Linked DNA regions of Mus musculus: region 1 is linked to region 2. Evidence: chromatin loops called from intact Hi-C (ENCODE). Cell type or tissue: heart. All regions are shown on one strand. Links, peaks and the distances in the headings refer to the core of each region. The heading gives the core; the rest is flanking DNA.

Region 1 (2,813 bases), core at 237-2,736, 66 kb after region 2:
GATACAAGTTGGAAAGGAAGAAGTCAAAATATCACTATTTGCAGATGATAATGATATTACACTTAAGTGACCCCAAAAATTCTACCAGAGAACTCCTACAGCTGATAAACAACTCCAGCAAGGTGGCTGGATATAAAAGGAACTCAAACAAATCAGTAGCCTTCCTGTACTCAAATGATAAACAGGCTGAGAAAGAAATTAGGGAAATGACACCCTTCACAATAGTCACGGTACTATTACATACCTTAGTGTGACTCTAACCAAGCAAATGAAAGATCTGTATGACAAGAACTTCGAGTCCCTGAAGAAAGAAATGGAAGATCTCAGAAGATGGAATGATCTCCCATGCTCATGGATTGGCAGGATTAATATAGTAAAAATGGCCACCTTGCCCCATACAATCTACCGAGTCAATGTAATCCCCATCAAAATTCCAACTCAATTCTTCACACAGTTAGAAAGAGCAATTTGCAAATTCATCTGGAATAACAAAAAAAGTAAAACAAAACGAAACAGGATAATGAAAACTATTCTCAATGATAAAAGAAATTCTGGGGGAATTCACTATCCCTGACCTCAAGCTGTATTACAGAGCAATAGTGATAAAAACTGCATGGTATTGGTATAGAGACCGGCAGGTAGATCAATGGAACAGAATTGAAGACCCAGAAATGAACCCACACACCTATGGTCACTTGATCACACCCTGGTCACCTCCCCTTTGGGGGCCAGAATAGTTGGTGTTTGGGTTCATAGACCAAGCTGGTTTAAACTTTTTTTTTTTGGAGACAGGATTTCTTTGTGTATCCTCCCTGGCTGTCCTGGAATTACTAGGCTTAAACTTTTGATGTCCTGACTCCACTTCCCAAGTGCTGGCATAATGAGCCAGTGCAACCACTAAAGGCTGGGAATGTGTTAGTGTTTTGGCTACCAGTGTTTAGCTGAAAGAAGTGTGAGCAATTTAGATGAGTCTTTTTAAAAATGGATGATGCCTGGTGAATATCAACCAGGAGGTTTAAATTTGACCTGGATAGTCTGGATGCTCTTTTGGCTGTGAGGCAGGTGGATCACTCCACTTGAGGTTGTTTAGTGATCTGTGTATGCTAGAGACCTTGTGCCTAGATTAAGGAGCCTCCTGAGTGCAGCAGAGCAGGGACGACTGTGCAGTCCTGCTGTTAGGAAACATAATGGAGTGAGGTGAAGTAGCTTTGGCAGATCGAGCTGAAGTGTGTCCTGAGAAATTACGCCATGCATCTGGTGTAAAAAAGCTTTATTGGGGGGTGGGGGTTGGGGGACTGAGGTCCTGGCGAAGGGACAGAGGCAGAGAAGTGGGCATATGACAGGCAGAGAGAGAAAGGAGCGCACACCGGGAACAGAGAGACGGCCTGCCGAGTAGGGAGAGAGCTCCGGTGGCTGGTGGGTGGATACATTCATCCTGAAACAGACCGGGCGCGCCTGATGGCATCGGCAGGTGATGGCATCTGATGACAGAAGTCTCTGCTAGGTCCCCGAGAGTAGGCTTGTGGACCTGCCTGTACGCTAACAGGCGCAAGTTCTATGGCAATGCCTGTCTCTCCGCGTCTGAGACAGTTCTGTGCCTGAGCGGACACCAGGACTGGGAACCACTGTGCTGTGATACTTCACAGCCCTCGGTGACTAGGGGAGCTGTCACTCATTCCTTACTAGCCAATCACGGCCGCATGGATCCGCTAGCCAGAATGGGGAGAGCACTTCCGTTCCCTAATACTAAAGGTTCGGGCTCGGGTCTGAGGGAGGCTCTTGTGGTTCCGTGTCCTGGTCTGCCACCCGCTGCCGGGAGCTGTGAGGAGAGCGGGGCGAGCTCGGTCTCCACGCCATGGTGAGCGGGGCCGCCGTCCCCACGCGGGGAGGAGCCTTGGGAGACTGTGTGGGGTTCCTCCCGGGGTGCGGGAACCGGCGGTCAGACTCGCCGCCCGGCGTGATTGCGTTTGTTCACCTGAGGTCCCTGCACCTCCGGAGCGGAAGCCGGACGTCTGACTTCGATCCCGGGCTGCGCCTGCGCAGAGTGTGGGGCGCGGGTCCTGGAGTGAAAACATCCTTGTTGCTGACGTCACCATGCAGTGAGCGCCTCAGCTGCTTTTCCTGTGTCCAGGGAAGGCAGATGTGCTGACATGGAGAACCCTAGTTTCTCCGGTGTCTTCTACAAGTTCTGCACTTGGCACCTGAGGTTCTGATGTATGATCCGTCCGCAGTTAATTCTGTGCAGATGCAAAGTGTTTGCCATCGACACAGACTTGTAGATGCCTTGACCGTCCAGTAACGTGTGTTAGTAAGGCCAGGCTCACTGGGTTTCCTGGCCTCTTTCATCAACATTTACTCTATTTTAGTTGTGTGTTTTTTTTTCTTTTCTTTCTAAATTTTCTCTCATGTTCTGTTGATCTCTATTCTTTCCCAGGAAGTACTGTGCAGGCAGGTTTTCCCGGTTCTCTGAGAGAACTGGGTGGGGAGGGAAACAAGGGATAATAGCGAGCAATCAGAGAAAAGATACACACTTAAACCTGAGTTTGCAGGCCTCCAATTGTTTAATTTCTTCTTAGACAAGTTAGGGAAGGTTATTTTAAGGAAGCCTGTAACCCCTCTAGAGGAGTTAGTGTAGAGGAGTAAAGCTTTGTTCTCTTTATTTACTAAGACCAAACCTTCCTTGTTAGTTAGAAAAGACCTGTTCTGTCCCATAGTAAGGAGAAGTCTGCCTGCTCCTTCTGCTCTCTGCAGCTCTTTTTTTTTTCTCTTCCCTCTGCATTCTGTACATTGCTCTCATAGTTGTTTTTTTTTTT
Region 2 (2,813 bases), core at 147-2,646:
GTGATGCTTCGGACTCACCATTCCATGTGGTGGGATTCCAAGAACAGACCACCACTCTTGACTCTAAATGCATGTGAGAAATTAGCAATTTGTGTCGGCCTTTTTTCAAAAGGTAGTTTAGCTAAAGGTGTTTCAATTATGGTTTTAAAAAAAATCAACTTTTGGTGCCATTAGTAGTTTATTATTCCCTATCATGTAGCTGTCATCTCCAATCTCTCCTACTCTTTCTTTCTCAGCACTAGCTGTCCATGAATTGATTCTTGGGTTCCTATTTTCATATGTGTTTTTGTTTAGGTTGGAGGTGGGTCTTTGGGGAGCTAGGCCTATCCAAGGCTTTCTCAGATGCCCCGATGAAAGCACCAAGGGATCATTGCTTTTGTGACCTCTCCAAGAGCAGACTTGGGAAGGTCTGGTCTGGTGCTTGGGCAAGCATCTTGAAGGAGTCAAAGGAACCACGGTCTTCAGTTATCAGTCTCATGGGTATCAGTCTCATGGCCAGTGTGTGCTCACTATGAGGTATCTATCCTGTGTCCTTCTAGCCAACATTGCTAAATTATCTTTCTGCTGACTGTCTCATTCTCCACCTATAGTGTATCAGAGCTGTATATCATCTGAAAAAACTTGCTTAACATGAGCCATCATGTTATGCAAGACATAGTGACCCCAAACTTTCTATTTTTGTCTTCTCCTCCCAGGTTCTCACCCTGGTCACCTCCCCTTTGGGGGCCAGAATAGTTGGTGTTTGGGTTCATAGACCAAGCTGGTTTAAACTTTTTTTTTTTTTGTGAGACAGGATTGCTTTGTGTATCCCTCCCTGGCTGTCCTGGAACTACTCTTTATACTAGGCTTAAACTTTTGATGTCCTGACTCCATTTCCCAAGTGCTGGCATGATGAGCCAGTGCAACCACTAAAGGCTGGGAATGTGTGTTTTGGCTACCAGTGTTTAACTGAGAGAAGTGTGAGCAATTTAGATGAGTCTTTTTAAAAAATGGTTGATGCCCGGTGAATATCAACCAGGAGGTTTAAATTTGACCTGGATAGTCTGGGTGCCCTTTTGGCTGTGAGGCAGGTGGATCACTCCACTTGAGGTTGTTTAGTGATCTGTGTATGCTAGAGACCTTGTGCCTAGATTAAATAGCCTCCTGGGTGCAGCAGAGCAGGGACGACTGCAGTCCTGCTGTTAGGAAACATTATATAGTAAGGTGAAGTAGCTTTGGCAGATCGAGCCGAAGTGTGTCCTGAGAAATTACGCCATGCATCTGGTGTAAAAAAACTTTATTGGGGGTGGGGGTTGGGGGACTGAGGTCCTGGGGAAGGGACAGAGGCAGAGAAGTGGACATGACAGACAGAGAGAGAAAGAAGCGCACACGGGGAACAGAGAGACGGCCTGCTGAGTAGGGAGAGAGCTCCGGTGGCTTAGGTGGATACATTCATCCTGAAACAGACCGGGCGCGCCTGGTGGCATCAGCAAATGATGGCATCTGATGACAGAAGTCTCTGCTAGGTCCCCGAGAGTAGGTTTGTGGACCTGCCTGTACGCTAACAGGCGCAAGTTCTGTGGCGATATGTCCCTGTCTCTCCGCGTCTGGGACAGTTCTGTGCCTGAGCGGAGACCAGGACTGGGAACCACTGTGCTGTGACACTTCACAGCCCTCGGTGTCTAGGGGAGCTGTCACTCATTCCTCACTAGCCAATCACGGCCGCATGGATCCGCTAGCCAGAATGGGGAGAGCACTTCCGTTCCCTAATACTAAAGGTTCGGGCTCGGGTCTGAGGGAGGCTCTTGTGGTTCTGTGTCCTGGTCTGCCACCCGCTGCCGGGAGCTGTGAGGAGAGCGGGGCGAGCTCGGTCTCCACGCCATGGTGAGCGGGGCCGCCGTCCCCACGCGGGGAGGAGCCGCGGGAGACTGTGTTGGGTTCCTCCCGGGGTGCGGGAACCGGCGGTCAGACTCGCCGCCCGGCGTGATTGCGTTTGTTCACCTGAGGTCCCTGCACCTCCGGAGCGGAAGCGCGACGTCTGACTTCGATCCCGGGCTGCGCCTGCGCAGAGTGTGGGGCGCGGGTCCTGGAGTGAAAACATCCTTGTTGCTGACGTCACCATGCAGTGAGCGCCTCAGCTGCTTTTCCTGTGTCCAGGGAAGGCAGATATGCTGACATGGAGAACCCTAGTTTCTCCGGTGTCTTCTACAAGTTCTGCACTTGGCACTTGATGTTCAGGAGTAGGATCCGTCCGCAGTTAGCTCTGTGCAGATGCAAAGTGTTTGCCATCGACACAGACTTGTAGATGCCTTGACCGTCCAGTAACGTGTGTTAGTAAGGCCAGGCTCACTGGGTTTCCTGGTCTCTTTCATCAACATTTACTCTATTTTACTTGTGTATTTTTTTTTTTTTCTGTCTAAGTTTGTTCTCATGTTCTGTTGATCTCTATTCTTTCCCAGGAAGTACTGTGCAGGCAGGTTTTTCCGGTTCCCTGAGAGAACTGGGTGGGGAGGGAAACAAGGGATAATACAGAGAAAAGATACATACTTAGATCTGAGTTTGGTCAGGCAGTGGTGGCGCACGCCTTTAATCCCAGCACTTGGGAGGCAGAGGCAGGTGGATTTCTGAGTTCGAGGCCAGCCTGGTCTACAGAGTGAGGTCCAGGACAGCCAGGGCTACACAGAGAATCCCTGTCTTGAAAAAGCCAAAACCAAACCAAACAAAAGAACAACAACAAACAGAAAAAACATAACAAAAAACCCCTGAGTTTGCAGGCCTCCAATTGTTTAATCTCTACTTAGACAAGGTAAGGAAGGTTATATTAAGAAAACCTG

The links. Peaks named below come from ENCODE experiments on the same cell type or tissue, not always from the same donor. Only the 100,000 strongest peaks of a DNase experiment are listed, where the experiment ranks them.
Region 1: a loop joins it to region 2, with 8 times the contacts of the local background. A loop is called at or near these places in 8 of 42 quality-filtered maps.

The regions. Positions count from the first base shown.
Region 1 is chr17:55,877,905-55,880,717 of GRCm38, reverse strand. Zfp119a (zinc finger protein 119a) reads left to right here and starts at 1,765. Exons shown (of 4, transcript NM_144546.6): 1 at 1,765-1,858. The coding sequence starts at 1,856. In heart, for the core only: no CTCF peak of the experiment used is centred there; a DNase peak (open chromatin) is centred at 1,637; H3K4me3 peaks cover 1,914 bases; H3K27ac peaks cover 1,829 bases.
Region 2 is chr17:55,944,222-55,947,034 of GRCm38, reverse strand. Zfp119b (zinc finger protein 119b) reads left to right here and starts at 1,776. Exons shown (of 4, transcript NM_146249.4): 1 at 1,776-1,863. The coding sequence starts at 1,861. In heart, for the core only: no CTCF peak of the experiment used is centred there; DNase peaks (open chromatin) are centred at 1,694 and 2,024; H3K4me3 peaks cover 1,689 bases; H3K27ac peaks cover 1,380 bases.